2 separate regions of the Homo sapiens genome follow, and region 1 is linked to region 2. A link is an interaction called in ENCODE POLR2A ChIA-PET data of the cell type or tissue named here. Cell type or tissue: OCI-LY7. All regions are shown on one strand. Links, peaks and the distances in the headings refer to the core of each region. The heading gives the core; the rest is flanking DNA. Region 1 has its middle 8.9 kb from the start of LEMD1. Region 2 holds the start of LEMD1-AS1 (LEMD1 antisense RNA 1).

Region 1 (2,906 bases), core at 90-2,589, 58 kb after region 2:
TCTGGGCTAGAGAGAAATCTGGAATTAGAACATCCATTATGCCCTCACACTGTGACTTTTGCATGGGGGACAGATTTATTAGAAGAGGCATAAAAGATGGCCTGTGGAGATAGCCGGGGTTGGGGGAGGAAGAGACCCCCAAATGCAATCTAAACCGGAGATCACAGTGGCTAGCACAGGTCTGTTTCTGGAAATGACTCCTCTACTCTCCTTAGCATGCTTTTTAGCTATTATCTGTCCTTGCCGCACCTTACCCGAGAAGGGCATTTTTCTCGGCTATTTTGATGTTGGGGGGTGGGGGGAGCAGGGACAGGCATTTGGGGTCATTGTCTGGGAATGAATCCTGGACAGCAGGAGGCTGCTGCTCTCACTCCTCATCCCCATCATCTGTCACCCAGCGAGGGCAGCCGGCAGCCAGGCCGCGGACTGCCTAATGAAGACAGAGAGGTGGTTCCGGCTGTGCACAGGTGTCGCTTCCCCATTAACAGAGGTGACATTCCGAAACACTACTCATTACAGAGCAGACATTGGACAGGGCTGGGACACATATTAATGGCAGCAGGGCCAGGCAGCGTCTGTCTCAAATCCCACTGCCCCTGAGAGAGCAATCGAGAGAGCAAGAAAGAAGCATCCTGAGTGTCAAACCAGCAGGCTCCTCACTTTGCAGAGAAAAATGAATTCTTGCCACATAGAAGGCCAAGTCATTCTCTCTGCTGCTTGCACACCCAAGGGTCCTCGGCTTCAGGCCCGCCCAAGCGCTGACCAGCTCCCGTAGAAGCCCCCAGCTCCTTCCCTCTTAGGAAGGGCTGTGTTGAAGACGGCTGGGCGGAGGGGCATCCTCAAATCAGACCTGGATCTGAATGGAGCCCATGAAGTCTTGTTTTAGAGATGGGCATGGATCCCAGTTGTAACTAGGAAGTATAGAGGGAGGCTATGGAGAATTTCCAGACGTTGTCAGGGACGGGGTGGGAGAGTAGGGTAGGGGTGGACAACCAAAGTCATCCAGAGGAGGTAAGAACAAGACAGATCTTCCTCCTGGAATGGGATGCGTGGTTCCCATGAGACAGGAGAAAGCCGCCCATCACCGTGGAGAACCAGGAATGGCAGACCACGCGGACGCCAACAGTTTACGCAGCTCCCCAGCTAGGTGCAAAGTGGCCAAAGGAAGAGCCGGTCTTCCACACGCACACCTCCGCGCCCACACTGCCCCAGGAGCTTCCCACTCAGCCGGGGGACCCCCAAGCAGCCGGCGAGGCGCACTGCGCACGCGCACTCAGGCCGCGGCTCCAGCCGCCCTCCCTCCGCAGTGGGGCGCCCCGCCCCCGCGCCGCTCAGTTTTAAACTCGCAGCAGACGGAACTCGACTTAAAAATAACTATTTTGACAGTTCAGATGTAAATATGTGAGTGACGCGTGGGGCTGTTTTTCCTTCACACTTCCCCTCACCCCTCGCTCCCTACCCCAGCTCAATTCGGCTGAGGCTGAGATGATGGGAGAGCGCCGTCTGCAGGATGCTCCCTAAAATGCAGCAGGAGGAAGAGACTTGTCCTAGAGAGCCCAGCGAGCTTGGGGGTGGGGCGGAGGACCCCCAGCTCACTTTCACTGCACAGGTCACACGCCTTTTGGGGATAAGCAGATTTACACACTATTTCTTGTCTATTACCTGAAAAAGGAGACGTTAGCCAACACACAAGTGAACTAATTTAATCATTCCTGACCTCTCCGTACCCAGTTTTCAGTTCAATTTGACCTGTGCATATTGACTGAATGTCTACTTCGTACCCAACACCGTGCTAGATGCAGTGCAACATGTGACACGTGCAACATGCACACTTGCGATTCCTAATTTTTTCAACGAACCTTCCAGTTAACTCATATTGAACACCTGCTTTGTGCCAGGCCGGGAGCTAGGTAAGCACTTGAGCACAGGCTATCTGACTTGACCCCTGCAAAAACTTGTGGATATTATTATCTGCATTTTCCATATGAAAAACAGAAGTCTAGGGAGATTGAGTGACTTCTCTAGGCCGCCACAGATAGTAAAGACAACAAGTCTTGTGCTCTTCCCTCCATAGCCAATTGAGTGGAAGGTTGGTGGAGGCAGAGTTCCACCCACTTTATAAGTAGGGGAAACTGAGGTCCAGACAAAGTCGCATGTCTGTCTGGTCACCAATACACATTTTAGCTGGGGCAAAGCCAGGAGAACAACACGGAAGCTTTTTTCTTTCTTTCTTTCTTTTTTTTTGAGACTGAGTCTTGCTCTGTTGCCAGGCTGGAGTGCAGTGGTGCGATCTTGGCTCACTGCAACCTCCGCCTCCCGGGTTCAAGAGATTCTCCTGCCTCAGCCTCCAGAGTAGCTGGGACTACAGGTGCGTGCCACCACACCCAGCTAATTTTTGTATTTTTAATAGAGACGGGGTTTCACCATGTTGGTCAGGATGGTCTTGATCTCCTGACCTCGTGGTCCACCCACCTCGACCTCCCAAAGTGCTGGGATTACAGGTGTAAGCCACCGCACCCGCCCAACACAGAAGCTTTAGGATTACCAGCCTGCAGTCCCTTCCCAATCTTCTGGTCCCAGGCAATGTGGTGGGGTGTGACAGATAACCACGTGATATCTTTGAGGTTCTCACTGTCTCTTTGGAAGAAGGGTAGGGAAAAGGTAGCAGGAGAAGAGTTAGAGAAAGGAAGAGGAAGGGAAAAGGAGGGAGGAGGGCTGAAGAGTGGACAAGCATAAGTGTGTGTAGACATGCATGGCCTGGCCAGGTAGTGCAATGAGATAGGGAAGTTCAGAGAGCCCCCAGCCACTCCTCCTTTGTGTGCTCCCGGTCTCCCACCGGCTTGGGCCTCTCCCTCCTTGGCCCAGTGTGCACTGCTCCCAGGCTCTTTCCCCTCATCCTAACAAAA
Region 2 (2,906 bases), core at 221-2,720:
TCCTCTTGAAAAGTCTGATCACATTCCTGCATGGATGGTTTGGCTGGGCTGGGAGCTACTACCTCCTCTGTACGCTAGGCAAGACCGTGGGCTCACTCATACAAATGGCCTGACCCCCATGGGTGCTTGAATTTGAGACTCCTGATACTTTGGGTGAATGTTGTGGATAGTTGCTTAGTTTATTTTATAATATATATTGTGAAAGGCCAGGCACAGTGGCTCACGCCTATAATCCCAGCACTTTGGGAGGCTGAGGCAGGCGGATCACCTGAGGTCGGGAGTTTGAGACCAGCCTGGCCAACATGGAGAAACCCCATCTCTATTAAAAATACAAAATTAGCCGGGCATGGTGGTGCATGCCTGTAATCCCAGCTACTCAGGAGGCTGAGGCAGGAGAATCACTTGAACCTGGGAAGCGGAGGTTGCGGTGAGCCGAGATCACACCATTGCACTCCAGCCTGGGCAACAAGAGGGAAACTCCGTCTCAAAAAAATAGTGGTAAAATATACATAACAAAATTTACCATTGTAACCATTTTTAAGGGTACAGTTCAGTGGCACTAAGCACATACATGCTGCTGTGCAGCCATCACCACCATCCATCTTAGAACTTTTTTCATTCTCCAAAATGGATATTCTGTACCCATTAAACAGTAACTCCCCATTCCCCACAGTCTCCAGCTCCGGCAACACCATTCTGCTTTCTATCTCTGTGAATCCGACTACTCCAGGTAGCTCATGTAAATGGAATCATACAGTATTTGTCCTTTTCTGACTGGCTTATTTCACTTAACGTAATGTCTTTAAGCTTCCCCATTGCATAGTTTCTGGCTCAGATCATTCTAGTGCTCATTTTACAGATGAGGAAGCTGAGGCCCCACGGGAGCCTGCCAGGGCAGAGGTAGAATTGGATCCTGGATCTTCTGCTTAGGACACTCTCCCTAACGTTGCCCCGTTGAGGTAAACTGAGGAATGGAGAGACCGATATGGCAGAACAGGAGGATATTTATTTTAAGATATGCACCGGCTCAGTGGATTCACATCCAAAAAGCTGAGCATTGAACAAAGACAGAGCGGGGTTTTTATAAGCGGGCTTACAAAAGCAAAACAAAGGCAGTTAACCATATAGTGCATAACTTGTGGCCTTGCATAGCTGGTGGCCTTGTAGCTGAGACAAAAGAAAAACAAGAACTAGCTAAATACAGACATTTGTAAAACATAGTTATGCTTAAGAAGCCAGGGAAAGGAGTAACAGTAAAGGAATTTGTCTTTCTTTTTTTTCCTTTCAACCTTGCTCTGGAGGAAGGAGTGGGTGTCTGGAGCCCATTCCTTTGGCCTTGGCTTTTCGGACAGCCTTATCTTATAACTGTCCTTGAAGTGAGCTGCTAAGCAGAGGAAAACTTGCTTCTTTTCTTTTTAACCCTTGCCTTGCCTGTTACTTTTCTCGGAGTGAATTAATGCATATTTATTTTTAAATTTCTGCCTCAGCCCTTCTTAGACCAGATCTCACCTTTCTTTTCTAGTAATGCAAGTGAGAGCAACATGTTCTTCACAGCAGCAAAGCCATCCCTGTTCATACAGGTTGTGGAGTTACCCTTCTCTCTGCCAATTTGAAGGGTTGCCCAACATTAATCTGGGAAGGGAAAAAGGCTGCCTCCTAATCAGAACAGTAATGAACATTAATAATCCATTCTCCTTCAAGAGACAAATTTAAAAAAACCCAGTAGCAATAAACTAAAAAAAAAAAAAAAAAAAAAAAAAAAAAAGGACAAACTCATCCTTTCCCCTCCACATATTTTTAGCTAACTCTTGAACCCAAGGAGGATTTTACCAATGGCTCTCCAGGAATTAGAGTTGTCACACCAGTCTCCTGTTGCCAGGAAATGAGGAGAGCTGTCCTCATCCACATCTGCAGTACCTAGAATAGCCCCCTCTGGCTCTCCAGAGATTGATTCATTAGGCAGGGTTGTGTTTAGGTGACGCCCACAAACGAGAACATTCATAGCAGCCATCATTTCTCAGTGAATGCGGTCCTGTAAATGCTGGCGATCTTGTAGCAGTGCTGATTAGCGAGTTGCTCCAACACCTCCTCATAATTTTTTCCTGCTCATCACTCACCTGCTTTGTCAAAATGAACAAGAAGGAAGCATGATTGAGCTGTGCACCGAGGCGGCAAGGAAGCCCTGGATGACCCTCTTAACAGGTTCATTTCTTCTTGAGCAAGCTTGTTAAAAGTTAGCATTGCTTAACACAGGCTAATTGGCTTCCCTTTCATTTTCTTCCATCCAAGTTTCTATCGGGAATCTTCCTCAGAATAAAATGCCAAGTTGGTTAGGCACTTTCTTATTTTAGTCTTGAGATTACGTTCTTGCTTCAGGAAAGAGTCAAGTTTAATTTTACTTCCAAATCAGCCCCTTCTTGTTACTCTAATCAACAAGACTTTTCTTGGCTGGGAGGTAGGGGTAGGGGAGGAAAGGAAGGGAGGAAAAAAAGCAAGAAAAACAACCTCCTAAACATCAACAATCATTTTTCTTGCATGTAAGATTATCAACTACTATAGATATAAACATTGTGGTCTAGCACTTCTTTATTTATGACTGTGGCAATGAAAATAACTTGGTACTTAACCAATTATTTTTAAGAGGTGGTAGCACAGTATTTCTTTGAATGTCGAAGAACAGAAATAGAGCCTTTAAGAATTTCTTCCATCTGCCACCCTGAATATTGACTGGGTAGAGATTTAAACAGCATGCATGCAATAGAATTGGCCTCATCGCCCCATCTGTAGAACACAAGCCTGTGAAATCCAGTGTGTCTGTGTGACATGCAATTAGCTCAATCCTGTTTCTCCAGCCAGGGCTCCACTTCATTGTTTGGCCATGGGATGGAGAACACCTTTGCTGGGTG

What was found. Peaks named below come from ENCODE experiments on the same cell type or tissue, not always from the same donor. Only the 100,000 strongest peaks of a DNase experiment are listed, where the experiment ranks them.
Region 1: POLR2A ChIA-PET joins it to region 2 with 7 read pairs; 3 of 35 experiments call an interaction of 5 or more read pairs at or near these places.

The regions. Positions count from the first base shown.
Region 1 is chr1:205,429,492-205,432,397 of GRCh38, forward strand. It overlaps a transcript of LEMD1 not described here. Among named protein-coding and RNA genes, the nearest start is that of LEMD1, 8.9 kb to the left of the region's middle. RefSeq lists silencers at 1,195-1,244, 1,465-1,514. In OCI-LY7, for the core only: CTCF peaks have their summits at 1,501 (motif pointing left) and 1,709; a DNase peak (open chromatin) is centred at 1,400; H3K4me3 peaks cover 1,044 bases; H3K27ac peaks cover 1,014 bases.
Region 2 is chr1:205,371,233-205,374,138 of GRCh38, forward strand. It overlaps LEMD1-AS1 (LEMD1 antisense RNA 1), which reads left to right and starts at 2,020. Exons shown (of 4, transcript NR_038425.1): 1 at 2,020-2,202. RefSeq lists a silencer at 1,149-1,443. In OCI-LY7, for the core only: no CTCF peak of the experiment used is centred there; no DNase peak of the experiment used is centred there.